Linked DNA regions of Mus musculus: region 1 is linked to region 2. A link is a loop called in an ENCODE intact Hi-C map of the cell type or tissue named here. Cell type or tissue: left cerebral cortex. All regions are shown on one strand.

What was found. Hi-C counts contacts between places; a loop is a spot of excess contacts. Peaks named below come from ENCODE experiments on the same cell type or tissue, not always from the same donor. Only the 100,000 strongest peaks of a DNase experiment are listed, where the experiment ranks them.
Region 1: it touches region 2 in a loop (2.7-fold over the local background); 2 of 42 quality-filtered maps call a loop at or near these places.

The regions. Positions count from the first base shown.
Region 1 is chr5:112,035,922-112,043,921 of GRCm38, reverse strand. No RefSeq gene overlaps it. Among named protein-coding and RNA genes, the nearest start is that of Gm30032, 81 kb to the left of the region's middle. In left cerebral cortex, no CTCF peak of the experiment used is centred here; DNase peaks (open chromatin) are centred at 2,463, 3,027, 3,750, 3,990 and 1 more place; H3K27ac peaks cover 1,159 bases.
Region 2 is chr5:112,095,493-112,103,492 of GRCm38, reverse strand. No RefSeq gene overlaps it. Among named protein-coding and RNA genes, the nearest start is that of Gm30032, 21 kb to the left of the region's middle. In left cerebral cortex, a CTCF peak has its summit at 3,673 (motif pointing right); DNase peaks (open chromatin) are centred at 3,717 and 4,767.

The DNA.
Region 1 (8,000 bases), 60 kb after region 2:
TTGCTCAGCCTGGTTTCTTATAGAACCCAGGACCACCAGTCCAGGGATGGCTCCACCCACAGTGGTCTGACTCCATCCACAATGGGCAGGGCCTCCCTCCATCAATCACTAATCGAGAAAATGCCCCGCAGAGTTGCCTATAGGCCAGTCTGGTGGTGGCATTTTCTCAAGTGGAGTGGACATTAAATAGAGAGACTGAAAAGGTAACTCTTAATTAGCTGATTAAGAAGAGTCCGCTGTCACCAAGTGTGGCTGCTGTGGTGTATCTTCGGGATTTAATTCTCAACCCATGTGACTTAAAAGTTGCTAAGGTCTTTTGTCTCTCCTCCCAACCCCATGGGTATGTATGTTCATGTGTGTATGTGTGTGTGTGTGGGGGGGGGGATGAGTGTGCACATATGTACATGTATATGAAGGCCAGATGTCAACCTTGTATGTGTATCTTCAGGTGACATCTGCTTTGGTTGTTCGTTTATTTTTCCTCTCCTCTCCTCTCCTCTCCTCTCCCCTCCCTCTCCTCTCCCCTCCCCCTCCCCTCCCCCCTCCCCTTCCCTCTCCCCTCCCCCCTCCCTCTCCCCTCCCCTCTCCCCTCCCCCCTCCCCTCGCCTCCCCTCCCCTCCCCTCCCCCCTCCCTCTCCCCTCCCCTCTCCCCTCCCCTCCCCTCCCCTCGCCTCCCCTCCCCCCTCCCCTCCCCTCCCCTCCCCTCTCCCCTCCCCTCCCCTCCCTCCCTCCCTCCCCCCCCTCAGGGTCCTGGAGCATGCTAGGCTGCCTAGACCTCCTCAGTGCTCGAATTGCAAGCTGAGCCACCAGCCTAGTAACTTCCGTGGGCTCTGTCTGGTGTTGATGTATGTTGCAAAACCTGTCCCTGGGAAGCCCTTCAGGATGGGGAGCCTTTCTCTGTAAGTACCAACCAGTGTGTTTCTCATACATAAAGACTAAGGGACAAGCTGAGCTGGGGGGGGGGGGTTCCGTTGTAGTCCCCCCCCCATTCAGATGCATGGTCCTTTCTGGGTGTAAGAAGACAAACATGGCCTCAGAGGGATGTTTACATCTGGGGATTGGTCTTTCAAAGTCAGTGACAAGTTCATTACCTGCCTGTGCCAGCAGAGAAGTCTTCAGGGACTCCGTGGGATCAGAAACTATCAATAATAAACACTTCCCGCATGAATGGTGGTTGAATGAACGAACGAATGGATGATTCTGTGTGTCCTGGCTCTACAGTCTGAGCGCATCCTCACAGACCCTGGTGGGCTCTAGCTCCACAGTCAGAGAGCATCGATGGGTTCTGGCTCCACAGTCAGAGCACACCCTCGCTGACACCCGATGGGTTCCAGCTCCACAGTCAGAACACATCCTCACAGACACCCCATGGGCTCGGGCTCCACTGTCAGAGCACATTGATGCGTACTGACTCCACAGTCAGAGCACATCCTCGCAGACACCCGATGGGCTGCATCTTTCAAGAGCCTGTTCACAGCATCAAGCTCCAAACACAGAGCCAGCATCATCCCTGAGCTTCACAGTTCTCCCACTGCTTTCACTTTGGGGAGACAGCCGAGGGTTCCTATGTCGCTCCAGAGACATCTCCCTGTTTCCCAGAAAAGCCTTTATTTTACTGTGTCCTGAACTTGAATGTGAGCAAGCACAACATTGTTGAGACTCGCGGCTCTCTGGTGGGTACCGAGCAGAGACCAGGGTTGTGTGGGGCACATAAAGAAGCCACTTGTGTGCACATTGCACCATGACCCCTACCTTGTTACTGGTGGGGCTGGATATCAGCTTGGTCATCACTGAAATCAAGGAAGCTGATGGCAGGCTGTTCAGGTAAGGAACAAGTTAGAGTTTGCAAATAGAGAGTAAGAACTGAACGCAGCTTGACTGAGTTTGGACAAAGCCACACCCACTAGCTTTGCTGTCTGCCTGTTTGGAGAATGAAGAATAAAGGTTATTGAGACTGAAAGTGACTTTAGAATCTGGAAGTGGAAGGCTGGTCTCCCAAATAGTCCAAGAAGGAAGACTGGAAGACAAGAGAGAGACATCCTGCCAACCTCCAGGATGGCTTTGCTTCTAGCAAAGCAGAAAGTGGTAAGGGGGAAAAAAACCCAAGAGGCATTTCTATTATCTGTTTGTGAGGATCCCTCATCAGCAAGATGAACTATGCCTTCTCCTATGGCTCACAGTGTGCTGAGGGCAGGTGACACCAGAGCACAGAAATGCAAGCAGGTTAGACCTGTGTGGTTGGGCCACCAGGATGCTTCTGGGTTGGGGTGCAACTGGGGGCTGGGCTGGTGGGAGAGCGGGCAGCATTAGGCTTTGGCAAGTTAATTAGGGTTCACGAGTGGAGCCTGTGAGCTGGGAGAGAGGACGGATTTGCATAAAGCCCATTTACATAATGCTCTTCACAAATTACACAAGCCAGAAGGCTGCTGGCTGGCAGGAGGGGGAGGGGAGGCTGGCAGGAAGATGCCTAGGTGGCCCAGCCAGAGGGGGCAGGGTGAGGCCCCTCCCCTACCCTCTGGGCCAATGGCTAGAGCTGTCTCTCCAGTGGCACAGGCCTTCAGCAGCCCACACTGTGACTATCAGCTCTGAGTTTCAGAGCCCACAGAATCTCAAACGACTTCTGGAGACAGGTTCTCCCTGGATGAAAACTTGGGGGTTCTCTGTTGCCTGAGTATCAGCCCCCACCACCTTAGCTAACCAGCTTGGTCATTCCTGGAGGACAGTCACCTTCCAGCTTCTGGACCTTATCTTCCTTCAAGTCCCTTTATCTTTCCCAAGTTTTATCTCATCTTAAAGACTTGGGTGCTGGCTTTACTGAGCATCTGCTGCCAGCTGCCTCTGAGACAAGCCCCTGACTCCCCATCTTGGGACATGTCCAGGTGTCCCTATGTCCCCCACGTGGCCAAGGATCCTTTGCCCAGCCATGTTGAAGCTCTTGATGGGATGCAGGAGGGTCCAGGGAATGGGCATCTCTGCCTTTCAGACAGTGAGTCTTATAAGGGAGGGTGTGACACTCACAAGCCTGTGCCCAGCTGGGTAGGAGCCTGCTTGAAAACAGCAGGCACCCAATAGCTGTCTGTGGATCTGGTGAAGGAAACATGACAGCAGCTTGAGAGCAGTTTCCATCCTAGCTTTAGTTCTAGAGCTCTTACCCTGTGCTAGAAGCCATAGGGGAAGGAAATACTGGCATGGGTTCCCCCCAGGGAGTGGGATCTCAAGTGGCCCACTGCATGCTCTGGGGAGGCAGACAAGGCTAAGCCAGACATGGAAGATGCACTGAACAATGGCCTCAGGTCTTTCATGAAAACAGACCTGGCAGGTGCTGGAAGCCTCAGGAGTTTGTGAGCAAAGGGGAAAGGAGATTTACAGCTACTGACCACCTACTAAGCACTTGCACTTACCCTAATGGACCCACAGTGAGCAGGAATGCTCCCTGGTCTAAAACCCATCCAGATAGAGCTTTCTAGATTGGCTCTTTATCTTTTGTCCAACACAAAAGTCGTCTCTAGCCTCAGGGAGCCTGGATAGATCAGAACATCTGCATCTTAGATGCCCCACGATCTACTCTGAACGATCACAGGCCAGTGGTAACATAGCCATACTGAATGGGGTGCTGTTTCTATGTGGAGGGACTGGCCAGAGCTCCTTCCATCTTCTACTCCTTCTGTCCCCTGTCTGTGAGTCTTTCTGAATGAGACATCCCCGACGTTTCTCTTCCACCTATTCCTGGACATACCACCCACGCTCAGGTTTAATTTTAGCTGATTCTCTCTCAAGGACAAAGTCTATATTTTTATTTTAATTTATGTCCCCTGAACCATTTCCAACTTTTACTTTTAGAACTGTCAGGATCAGTGACATGTGGCGTTTTAGGTACTTTTCTGCTGGTGGGTCCTAAATCTATTGTCATTTTATGTCACTTGGCAAAATGTACGAAATGCCAGAAGCGTTATAAACAGAGACAATTTATGTCCTGGGTGGGGGAGGTTAAGAGAGTGAATGTAATCCTTTTTTTTTTTTTCTCCCTCCAGAGATTTTTCTGTCAGCCTGTGAGCTGGCAGGTGCCGTTTTGGCACCCTGTGAAGAGCCCTGGGACACAGCAGCTGCAGGCCAGGCCCAACTGCTGTGGCTCACCAGCCCTGTCCTGGGGAGGGGCCATCTAGCCTGGGCACCTAGTGTGGGGCTGTGCTCACAGTAGGTCCTCCTTGAGGGAAAGATGGATGAAGGGAGACATGCATGGGAATTCTAACGGACTTTGGTCTCCAGGCCCCTCTGTCTGACCCTCATGGTTCCACTACTCAAAGATTTTCAGTATTTCCCTGGCACACCACGCGCTGACTGGCAGAGGCAGAGGACTGCAGTCCAGGGTGTTTGTGACTGCATGGCTCTGAGTACCAACTTCTCTGTAACAGGCTTAAGTGCCTGTCCTTTCTACTCAACCTCCTTACTTCCCCAAAGAGTACTGCAGCTGTCTCTCTGGTGAATCCTTCTGCCTCACACCTGCCTGACCTGCTGGGCATCTCACAATGCTTCTCTGTTGTCACTGAAGACCCATGTCGCTGGAGGTGACACAAAGACCAACTGTCCTCTCTGTAATCTAATAGTCACACACACACACACACACACACACACACACACACACACACACACACACACAAACAAGATATGGGATTGATCTAAGTATAATGGGATGGCAAGACCTTTGGTGTGAGGACCCTAAAGTATTTCCAAGAATTACCTACAAACAAGGAGGATCACCTCATCTCACTCCCTTCCGTGACTCTTCTGTGCACCCCTCCCCCATTTTAAAGATGAGAAAACCGAGGCCCAGAATGGCAAAGTCACACAGCCAGGTTGAGGCCAAGAAGGGTTTGAACACTATGGCTTAAGGATTCCAGAGTCTCCTCATCCCTAGCCTGATGTTACAAAGAAAGTGTTAAGTGTTTCGTGGAAAGGATCTTGCCAGCTTCTGGGGCCTTCCAAAGTCACCCCCACCCTGAGTTTGCAGAGGAAGGGGCTGTGCAGATGACTCTGTTAAAATTCAAGTGGCTTCTGGAAACTCAGTGTTGACTCGGGTGTGGCAAATAGGTATGAAGGTTCCGACGGAAGCCTAGTATTGAACTCAGCCACTGAAATCAAATAGTTAGAGGAGGGCTAATGGGGCAGGCGAGGGCTTCCATCACCGCGGAGGACCCCACGAGGAGGCTACATTATTCATGCTTTCCTGTTTGAGTTTAAACCTCAAGGAGGATCCGGGAGGGGCAGGGGACAGGGTGGCAGCACAGAGGCCCTGCTCAGGACTGTAAGACCAGTGACTACCAACTCATCCCTCCACATTGGCTGGGGCCAAACTATCCTTGGGTGGATCTCCCTACTCGAAGCTTGCTCTGTATGTATGGGAAACCATATGAGCCTCAGTCCTTCTTCCTGTAAAATGGGACAGTGGGTGATTCCCGCCCCCTCTGATTTATTATTTATTTTATTTCTATGAGCAGACTGTAACTGTCTTCTGACACACCAGAAGAGGGCATCGGATTCCATCCCAGATGGTCGTGAGCCAACCTGTGGTTGCTGAGAATTGAACTCAGGACCTCTGGAAGTGCAGTCAGTGCTCTTCACCGCTGAACCATCTCTCCAGGACCCTCCCCCTTCTCTTTAGCCTCTTTTTCTTTCCATCCCTCCTTTCCCCTCCTTTTGTTTCAGAGCCCAGAGTCTTGCTATGTTTCTGACTATGAATTCACCATGTAGCCCAGGCTAGCTTTCCATTTGCAAAACCTCCCACCACAGCCTCCCAAGTGCTGGATGACAGGAGCACTCCATCAAGGAAGGCTACATCATGCTGTGTTTCTGGTTAGAGACCCTGTAGTGACTAGAGTCTGGTTCTGTGGGTTTGGTGCAAGACTGAACACCTCCACTTTCCACAGAACTCCAGATGAGGCTAATAGCCCTTTCCTGTGAACAGTCAGGATGGTTGTCAGAGGGCATTTCATGGGGCAGATCTACGGTGGGTCCATATGGAAGCCTCAGGAAATGATATGGAAACACAGCTAGTTCCATCCCTGAGGCCCTGCAGTCATTGGCTGAGCCCAGATCTCTTCCACCTTGAGACTCTGCAGTCATTGGCTGAACTTTGGTCTCCACCCGAGGCCCTGTAGTCATTGGTTAAGCCCAGGTCTCCTCCACCCGAAGCTCTGAAGTCATTGGCTGAGCCCAGGTCTCCTCCACCCTTACCTTTAACCATCTCGCCTTAAGGTCCGTACACACCCAAGTTTTGTGCTTCTGGCTCTTGCTCCACCCTCTCTCCACCCTTCATCTCCTCTCTCCCCTCTTATCTACTCACTCCTTTCTACCTTACTTGTGCAAAACCACTGGTGAGGGAGACCCTGAAGAATGGGAGTCCCCAGGTGGCTGCCTCTCCTGGACTTTCCTGTTGTTCCTTGGTCACGCTGCCAGAGCTGTCTCCCAAAGGATGAAGCTGACTCCTGACAAGCCAGACAGTCAACCAGAGGTTGACTCCTGCCCTGTGTGGAAGGCTCCATCCCTTCATGGCCTGTGTACAGCATGCCCGATGACCAGTGCACCCTAGTCCTCCAGGCACCTCCTAATTACCACTGGGCTGTAAAACCCTCTCTCCCTCCCACCAGCGTTGTCTTAGTAAATGGTCCAAGCGTTCAGGAGGTTAATGCAGGGTTGTAAATCCGCAGTGGGTCGAATGAGTGCGACTAGAGGAGCTGTGCATAAATCTGCAGCACGGCTCCAGTTTGTTTATTTAATAAAATACCATTTTGTAGAAATGCATGGGGCATGGGGTGGGGCAGAGGTCTGCAGAGGCTCTGGGGTGTGTGGGGACAGATGCGCAGATGGTGCACAGAGCTTAGAGACCTACACGCTCTGCAGTCATGGAAGGCATTCTGAACTCCTCAGTATCTGCCCTACTTAAGGTAGCAAATTCCTCCGGATTCTTTAAAATGGGCCTCGTCAATATCTGAGGCACTGCAGACAAAGCCCAGGGCGTGTGTAATGCTGTTTGCAGACATGGACACCTCCCCAAGATAATCTCCCTGAGTTTGCCCACACTGGCCTGTTAAATCAACAAGATGTCAGACTGCTCACACAGTGTGGAATCAAATGCTAACAGCACCGGCTCTGTAGTAACCAGGCAGGATTCTAACACCGGGTTTGTCTCCCAGAGGAAGACAGCTGTGGGTATTTATCTCTTGGCCTCACTTTCTCTCTCTGCCTCATGAACAGAACGCTGACTCTTCAAGAGGCACCTTGGCTGAAGGCTGTGATGGGTCTGGACCCTCTATGCCTGGGATGGGCTGGACCCTTCATGCCTGTGATGGGGCTGGACCCTTCATGCCTGGGATGGGGCTGGACCCTTCATGCCTGGGATGGGCTGGACCCTTCATGCCTGGGATGTACCCTGAACTCCTAGTTGAACTTAGCTATGAGCTTGCAGTCTTCCTTGAGGTGACAGCCCAGACTGGACAGGATCTGGCTAGTTAATTCAGGCTGGCCTTGATTTCATCATCCTCCTGCCTCAGGCTCCAGAGTGCTGATCTTCGTCGTGGACCGGGAAGGTGGTGTGCTAGCTGCTTTTGCAAGTGTGGCTGTGAATGTAAAGCAGGGGAGGGTTATTTTGGATCATGACTCACAGGCTTGTGTAGCCCAGAATTGATTGACCTATGTGCTGGGGCACAGCATCATGATGGTATGAAGGTGTTGCTGAGTGCCACTGTTCACTTCCTGGCCAACCGGAAGCAGAGAGTGAGACAGGAAGCAGCCAGGAATAATCTACTCCAAAGACCCACCTCTGGTAACCTACTCCATCCAGCTCAACCCCACCTCCAAAAGCTCCCCAAACCAGGAAAAACATGACCAGTTGGGATCAAACACACAACACACAGGCCAAGGGACAGGGACAGTCCTGCCCGAGGGTTCACACTGGAGTGGACAGACAGTATGGTTTCAGTGTGAAGCCCAGGGAAGCAGCAATC
Region 2 (8,000 bases):
TCACAAGGTCCCTAACCCTGTTCTCTTCTTGCTCCACATGGTCCCTAAGCATTGAACTCCCACCACTCAGGCTCTGCTGCCTTTACTGCTGAGCCATGTCACAGCTTGGCCTTTGAACTTTGTTCCCATTCCGAGTTGATTTCACACACTTAAGCCAAGTGCACGCCCTTCCCATGGACAAGGGCTCTGAGCCCCCTGGCTGCCACATCTGGCTGCACAGCTACAAAGAGAACACACACCTGGAGGTGGAATGTGGGGTAACTGCCTCCTTCTCCCCCCTCACCTGAGTATCTTTCTTGCCTCTTCTATGTGACTCTGCGCCATGGTCCACGCTGTGAGGATGGAATGACATTTACTCCTCCTGTTGATGAGCTCTGGGGCTGTGAGCTGTGTTGCTCCAACCTTGGAGGGAGCCATGGCTATCTCTGTTCTGGAACTAGGAAAACAGGACAAGGATGGGAGGTACTACCCTACAATATACAGAGTATCACAGTACTGGAGGTGAACCTAGCTCTTCTGTTGTTTCCAGCCTGTTCACCTTCACCTTCCATCCTACCTGCCCTCCACCCTTCCTTCCACCCCATTCCTAGCAGCAGAGAACACACATGTACACACATTTACAAGGCATCTGCTATGGCCCTTTCCTATCTGCAGTTGGGTTATTTGTTTAGTTATTGTTAGAGTTGCATGAATGCATATGAAAGTATGCAAAGGCCCTTGCCAAGTATTCCAGAGAGAAGGAGGAAGAGGAGGAAGAGGAGGAGTCCAAGAAAGGACGGCTGAAGTTCAGGTGAAGCCCACCTCTTCCAGGCAGCCTTCCCAGGTCATTCCCCCTCTGCGTGGTGAGTATAGGTGATAAGAATGCTGGATTCTATCATGCTGAATTTAAATTCTAGACCCATATTTTACCTGTTCTGCACTCTTGACCTCTCACATGTGATTTTCTCCCAGTGGACAAGGGGTGGAGTCTGCGGGGATTTGCAATCTGTAGGTGGGAGTAACCCAACACAGGCTACCCACACCAGAAGTGTGTCTGCCTCATCTTTTTAGACTCCCCCAAATCAGGAAGTTTCCTCCCATGCCCAGCCACTTCCGTTCTGACTGCTGTGGTTTTATTTCTATCTTTGAGAACATCAGGGACAAAGCCAGCCCTGTTAGTTGCAGGGTTGTTTATAAATTATGGGGAACCGGGGACATTTTAATACAAAACTGGGAAGCGTGAGCTCGAAGCAGCTCAGAGAGAGCGCCCCTCCTATTCCCCTGATGCCTGGAGCCGAGAGGCGTCCTTGGGGGATTTATATCAAGTGGAATATTTAAGGGTAAGGAGCAGAGGTCCTTTTGGCGTTCTCTTTTCGGGGACGTCACCTCGAGCTGTCTTGAAGGAACATGAGTGACAGAAGCAGGAGGGATTCGCCAAGAATCGTCAATTATGCAAAAAAAAAAAAAAAAAAAAGCTTGTCCAAAAGAGTGATGTGTCTGGCTTTCTTCCCCAGATGGAGTTCAGCATTCTGGCCCAGGCCTTCCCAGACTGAGATTTTTCTAGAAGCACCCAGGGGCATATGGCCTCTTCCATCTCATATGCTACTTGGGCTGGGGGTGACCTTCCTCTTGCTTAGGCAGAGGCGGCCTTTGGATATGTGCTGTGTTGTTCCAGGATCCAGGTTATTGCCTGTACTGTACGTGGGAGAGATCTCTGCAGAGTGAACGTAGCAGTCACTGCCTGATGCTGTGAGGCAGGCTAACAGGCAGCCATATCATGGGAGGTTTAAACCTGACTCTGCTGATGGTTCCGAACTGGGTTTGACTGGTTGTGTCTGTTTTAACTCAGGAAATCTGATGTGTTGGTTAGTCCTGGCTGCTTCAGGATGGCCTCACTCACTTCAGGATCACCCTTGATGGCATCCCCAACCGCCGGGCCACTCCATCATCTTTTCAGCCTTAGACTCTGTGGTTGTTATCTACTGACAGAGAAGTAAAAGAAGTCACTAGGTTCAAGACCTGGTGCCTTCTGGTGGGCTAGCCTGGGCTTTCTTGACTGAGGATTGGTGAGATTCTTGAAAAAAAAAAAAAAACAGTTCCTTAAAGTGCAGGCTCATGACTCCTTGTTCTCTTCTTGGTTAGGCAGTCCAAACTGGTTGGGTGGTAGAGAGTTCCTACAGTGTTTGAGGTGGAGGTAGTCTGTACTGGCTGGTTTTGTGTCAACTTGACTTAAGCTGGAATTTTCACAGAGAAAGGAGCCTCCATTGAGGAAATACCCCCAGTTTCTCAATTAGTGATCAAGGAGGAGGGTGGAGAGCCCAGTCCATTATGGGTGGAGTCATCCCTGGGCTAGTGCTCCTGGGTTCTATAAGAAAGCAGGCTGAGCAAGGCAGGGGAAGCAAGGCAGTAAGCAGCACCCCTCCATGGCCTCTGCATCAGATCCTGCCTCCAGGTTCCTGCCCTGTGTGAGTTCCTGTCCTGACTTCCTGACTTCCTTTGGTGATGAACAGCAATGTGGAAGTGTAAGCTGCATAAACCCTTTCCTCCCAGACTTGCTTCTTGGTCATGATCTTTTGTGCAGGAATAGAAACCCTGACTAAGACGAGGTTCATGCAGGTACAAGGTGAGTTTGCAATGTGTCTATCAAACAGACAACTGCAAGTAACTTGTTCCTACCCTGGGGGCCTGAAGCAGAAGGGACTGAAGAATTCCTGTCCTGAGGATTGGAAATGGATGATTCCTGGGGGCTGAGGGTGTGGCTCAGAGATAGAGCATGTGCTTAGCATGTGCAGGGCCCTGGAGCCATTCATAGCATCCAAAACACAACCCAATAAACAGCAGTCTTGGGGTGCACAGGCACCCATAGTTTATGGGCAGGGTGGGTAGGGAAATCAGAACATAATTCTGGGGTAGAATTGTAACTCTTTAAGTTAGGATAGGTGCTAGAATACTTTAATTAACAAATATCATAGACTGGTTGTTAATTGTATATCATACTTTGTCATTTACATAATTGTTATGGTTATGCTCAGTTTATGTCTCAGAGAAGAGCCTTTTTTAAAAAAAATTGGACAGAAAGGGTGAGATCTTGGGTATTGGTTCTAATGCTTTGAATTAATTCAGCCCCCCAAATTGGGAATCTATATATCCAAACATAGAAGGTCCTTGTCCCCAATTGGTTTTTGATTGATCAATAAAGAGCCAATGGCCAATGGCTGGGCAGGTAGACTGAGGCGGGACCTTTAGATTTGCGCAGGCTAGAGACTGGCAGAGAGGAAGGCAGAGATCGCCAGGACAGGGAAGAAGAGAGAAAAGATCTAAAGGCCCGCTGACAAGTGAGAATCAGGATAAGTGGACATGAGCCACTTCCCCAATTATGTTTGGGGTAGCAGAGATGAAGTGTAGATTTTAAAAGATGTTAACTCAGAAGTACCATAGGGGAGTGTTTGCTAGCAGCAGAAAGAATTAGAAATATCCAGCCATTAAGCTAGTCAAGGCATATTAAAATTAACCGGTGTCCCTCCAGCCCCCCATGTGTGTGTGTGTCTTTTATTATCGAATCCACATAGCTCTTGGGGAGGTGTATGTGTGTGACCCGTTGGAAACACAGCGGTTTTACTAACTACTGTTACATGGGTACGGTAGGCTTTCTTTAGCCCACTTCTGATCATCACTTTGATGTGCGAGTTGGCTGTGCATGATGAAAGAGTGTTGAACCAGCAGGGGGTGCAGAGAAGAACATAGTAGGATCTCGGGATGTGAGAGATGGTGGTGGCAGCAGCGTCACTGGCGACATCACCGAGGCAGATGCCAAGTGACCCAAAGGTAGGACCTGGCTTTGGGGGCAGGTGGTAGAATGCTGTGACCCCTTCAACTTGTCATCTATGAAACTGTTATGGCCACCTTAGGTCACTTCATGGTCTCTGTCCTCCCACTCCTGAATCTCAGACACCCCTGTGATGGCAAGTCCCCTCAGGACCACCCCTGCGTTTTCTCAGTCTCTTCCTGGATAGAGCTCTCTGGGAACACTGAGCAAGCCCCGGCATATTAGGGTGTTATAGCACAGTCAGTTCTTAACCTTATTCCTGAACCCCTGCTTTGGGCCTTCGGAGTGACCGTAGGTGGGTGCTGGTGGCAGGAGGGACCAAATAGTGACACCTGTGGATGGTGTCAAGGCCTTCCACCTGGGTTCTGGCTGCCGTGTAGCGGGTACCGCCCAGCCCACGCGCATTCGCACCAGCTAGACTTTCTAAGTCGCCCAGCCCATGCACAATCGCCCTTGCTAGGCTTTCTAAGCCGCTCCGAGGGAAACGCCTGTACACAGATTCTTTGGGACTAAAGTGGCCAAGATGTCTAGATGGGGTCCGGGGTGCAGGCAACCTCACCCTGCTCTCCCCCAGGCAGAAGGGTTGCTGCAAGCCACTCCCCGAACTCCTAGCCCAGCACTGGTTAAAATGTGATCCCTTTTATGCGCGTAATGGAGACGAAGTTCCCGGGTCTTTCGGGGGCATCAATCCAGAGATTTATTAAGCAATTTAAAATAGTATTGTCTCTCACTTCAGGGTGAGATTGAGGGGTGTTGTTGCAGGAGTCAAGGCGGAGCGGCAGCCTCTGAGCCGGGAGGGGTCTGTACCTGGGACTCAATAGATATTCATGAACGTTCCCGTATTTAGTGCGGGAAATAACTTAATACCGACAGTGCGATGGAATAATAGCCATTTCCTGGCTGACTCGCAGGCCTCAGAAAATGAGATTGCGGCGGCTTCATTTTTCTTGTCTTTTCCCGGGTGCGCTCGCTGCCAGCGCAGGCAGCGGATTCTCTCTGCATTTCCAATGAGCTGGGCTGCAGCCCCCACCCACTGCTGCCATCTCAGGCCACAGAGCTCATTGTCAGCCCCTGCCTGCTGTGACCTTGGCCTGGGCTTCCTTGGAGGTCACCCCAATCCTGTTTCCTGGAGCATGTCCTGGAGGGGCTCAGCAGGCCACACACCTGCTCCATTTCAACGTTCATCCACTCAATCATTCATTCATTCACCTACCACCTATTTGATGTCATTCATTCATTCACTTATCATTCACAGTCACCCATGCACTCATTCATTAATTCCTTCATTCACTTGTTCACTATTTGACGGTTCACCAGGCACTGGAAGCTGAGGGCACACACAGGATGCATTCTTTCCCAAGTGGGACAGTTCAGGATTAGCCCTTCTGAGTACCTCTCATGTGGACCTCACAACCGACTCCATTAGGGGCTTTCATCCTTTGGGGTCCATAGGTGAGTAGCTGGTGATTTGTTGTGTGAACGGAGAGACTCTACCGCACCTGGGATCATAGGTGTGCCTGCCTCACACTCCTGCTGGATGTCCACTCAAGCTGGGGTGCAGAAGAGTGGAAGGCACAGGGCTGTAAAGCTGGGGTGCAGAAGAGTGGAAGGCACAGGGCTGTAAAATGGCCTCATGCTGACCCAAGAGATGCTTCTCTCAGAGGCAGGAATGGCTCAGAGCGGGGTTGGGTAGGGAAGGGGTACTGAGAGACAGCCCTGGAAAATGATGTAGCTTGTAGGCTGGGTGATTCCTGCTGGCTTCAGGCAGGAATGTGGATCTATAAGAGACATATCCCATGAGCCCTCCAGACCATCTCATCCTTCACAACCCTGAGGCAGCCCTGCCAGGACCACAGCACCAGTCTCATGACTGTTGACTGGAGTTGAGTTCAGCCAATAAGGGAGACCACAGGAAAGGGAAAGCGTGGGATAGAAGGTCATCAAGGTGGACTGTTCCAACCCCATGGTGTCCCACCAGGTCGCTGTGACCTTTTACCTCATCCCACAGTGTGGATGGAGGCGTCTGAGCAGGCTTGGAAGGCTGCTGGGCTCTGGCTCCTCCTCCTCCCCTTCCTCTTCCTCCTCTTCCTTCTCCTCTTCCCCTCCTCTTCTTATCCCTCCTCCCCACCTTCCTTCTCTTCCTGCTCCTCCTGACCCTCCTCTCTCTCCTTCCTCTTCTCCTCCTCCTCCTCCTCCCCCTCTTCTTTCTCTTCTTTCTCCTCTTCCTTCCCCTCCTCTTCTTCTCCCTCCTCCACATCCTCCTCCTGAGTCCTCATCGAATCTCTCAACATGCATCACCAACGATACTATCTTTGGGGCCACATTTCTCAGGTCAGAGACCCCCAAATCTAGGTGTCCTCAGATCAGTGCTGCTTTTGGATGCTTGGGGTGGGGTGCAGTCAGAGTCTGTTTCTTGGTTTCTTGAAGCTTCTAGAAGCTCTTTACATTCCTTGGCTTGTAACCCTTTATTGATTAATGGCTTACTGCATGTGAGTTGAAATCAGGGCCTCCCAATGCCAGGCTAGTGTTTCTAGCTGAGTGGTACCTCAGTTTCCCCACTGAGCCTTCCATGCTGGAATGGGACCTCTTCTCATCCCTTCCTTCCCTCTCTACCATCTCCTCACATACTTGACCCTGCCAGGTCCTGATAAGGACCTTCACTGTTCTCTGGCTCTACCAGGTAAACTGAGTCACCTTGACACACTCAGCCCCATGATCACAGACCCTTGGTTACTGAAGCAGACAGTGTCATAGGCTCTGGGGACCTGATTTGTTTCGTCCAGGAAATTTGGGCTTATATAAGTGCAATTGGGTTCTAATTATCTGACTGCACATATGCAAATTATGTATATAATAAAGACCACTCAAGAGAGGACTCTCCAACATGAGAAAGGAAAGCAAAAGCAAATCAAAGCCTGAGTGTTCTTGACCAGGGCGTGGGCTCCACCCCAACTCAAGGCTACAGCAGCCCCAGAGAGGGGAGTAACATGGTAAAGCTGGAGGCTTACATTTTTGCATCTCTGACTGCTGCCCAGGGTGGCTTAATAGCTAAAATGTTCCTTAAGCAAGAATGTAACAAACCAAAATACCTCCAGGAAGTCCCTGAAACCGACCAGATTCACTAAAACCCTCCACCAGTGTAAACAATAAAAGCTGAGTGTTCCCCTCAGAAGAGCAGAGCCAAGCTGTGAAGAAGACCCTAGGACCAGACCAGCTCCCTAGAAGAAGCAGAGACCAGCTAAGATGCCTAGAGAGGTTTAGAGTGACTGAGGCACCTGGAAAGAACACTCCAACTGGTCCCCAGTTTGGTGAGCTATCATCCATGCTGGGGTGGGCTTTGATCATGCAGCTGCCTTTGAGTCATTTCTGCTCTTGTAAGTAACCCCCATTGGTAAATAGAAGTACATTCTCTCTCTCTCTCTCTCTCTCTCTCTCTCTCTCTCTCTCTCTCTCTCTCTCTCTCATCTGGTCCTAGGGTCTTCTTCACAGCTTGGCTCTGCTCTTTTGAGGGGAACTCCTGGATTTTATTGTTAACACTAGTGGAGGGAGGTGGGGTTAGTGAATCTGGTCGGTTTCAGGGACTTCCTGAAACTATTTTGGTTTGTTACATTCTTGCTTAAGGAACATTTTAGCTGTTACATCATCCTGGGCAGCAGTCAGAGATGCAAAGTTGTAAGCCTCCCTGCTTTATCACACACACACACACACACACACACACACACACACACACACACACAAGCTTGAGTCTCAGAGCCTCCGTGGAGATGAGAACTCACTCCGCAGAGCTGTCCTCTGTCACATGTGCAGCTATGTAAACACACGTGATGATGGTGGTGGTGATGATGCTAACGATAAAACACATATATATATATATTTACATATACATTTATATACATATACAAGGTATAAGTAAAACTCTTTGGTTCACCAAGTTGGATTTTGGTCTGTCATAGGATCCCTATCTGGGGTGAGTAGATGTGTATGCTGTTTCTCTCCAAGAACAGTTTTGTTACAGGGCACCCTGGGAGAGCAGCATGCTACATTGTAGACTTCATTTTTCTTGCTGTCTACAGCTAGGAAGCTTGGGTCATGGCTGGGGATGTCCCATATGCCCCAAGAGGCTCTGGTCACAGCCAGGCATTCCTTTTGAGGATAGTACACATGGTTATCAGAAGGCAACTGGTATGTGGCCACA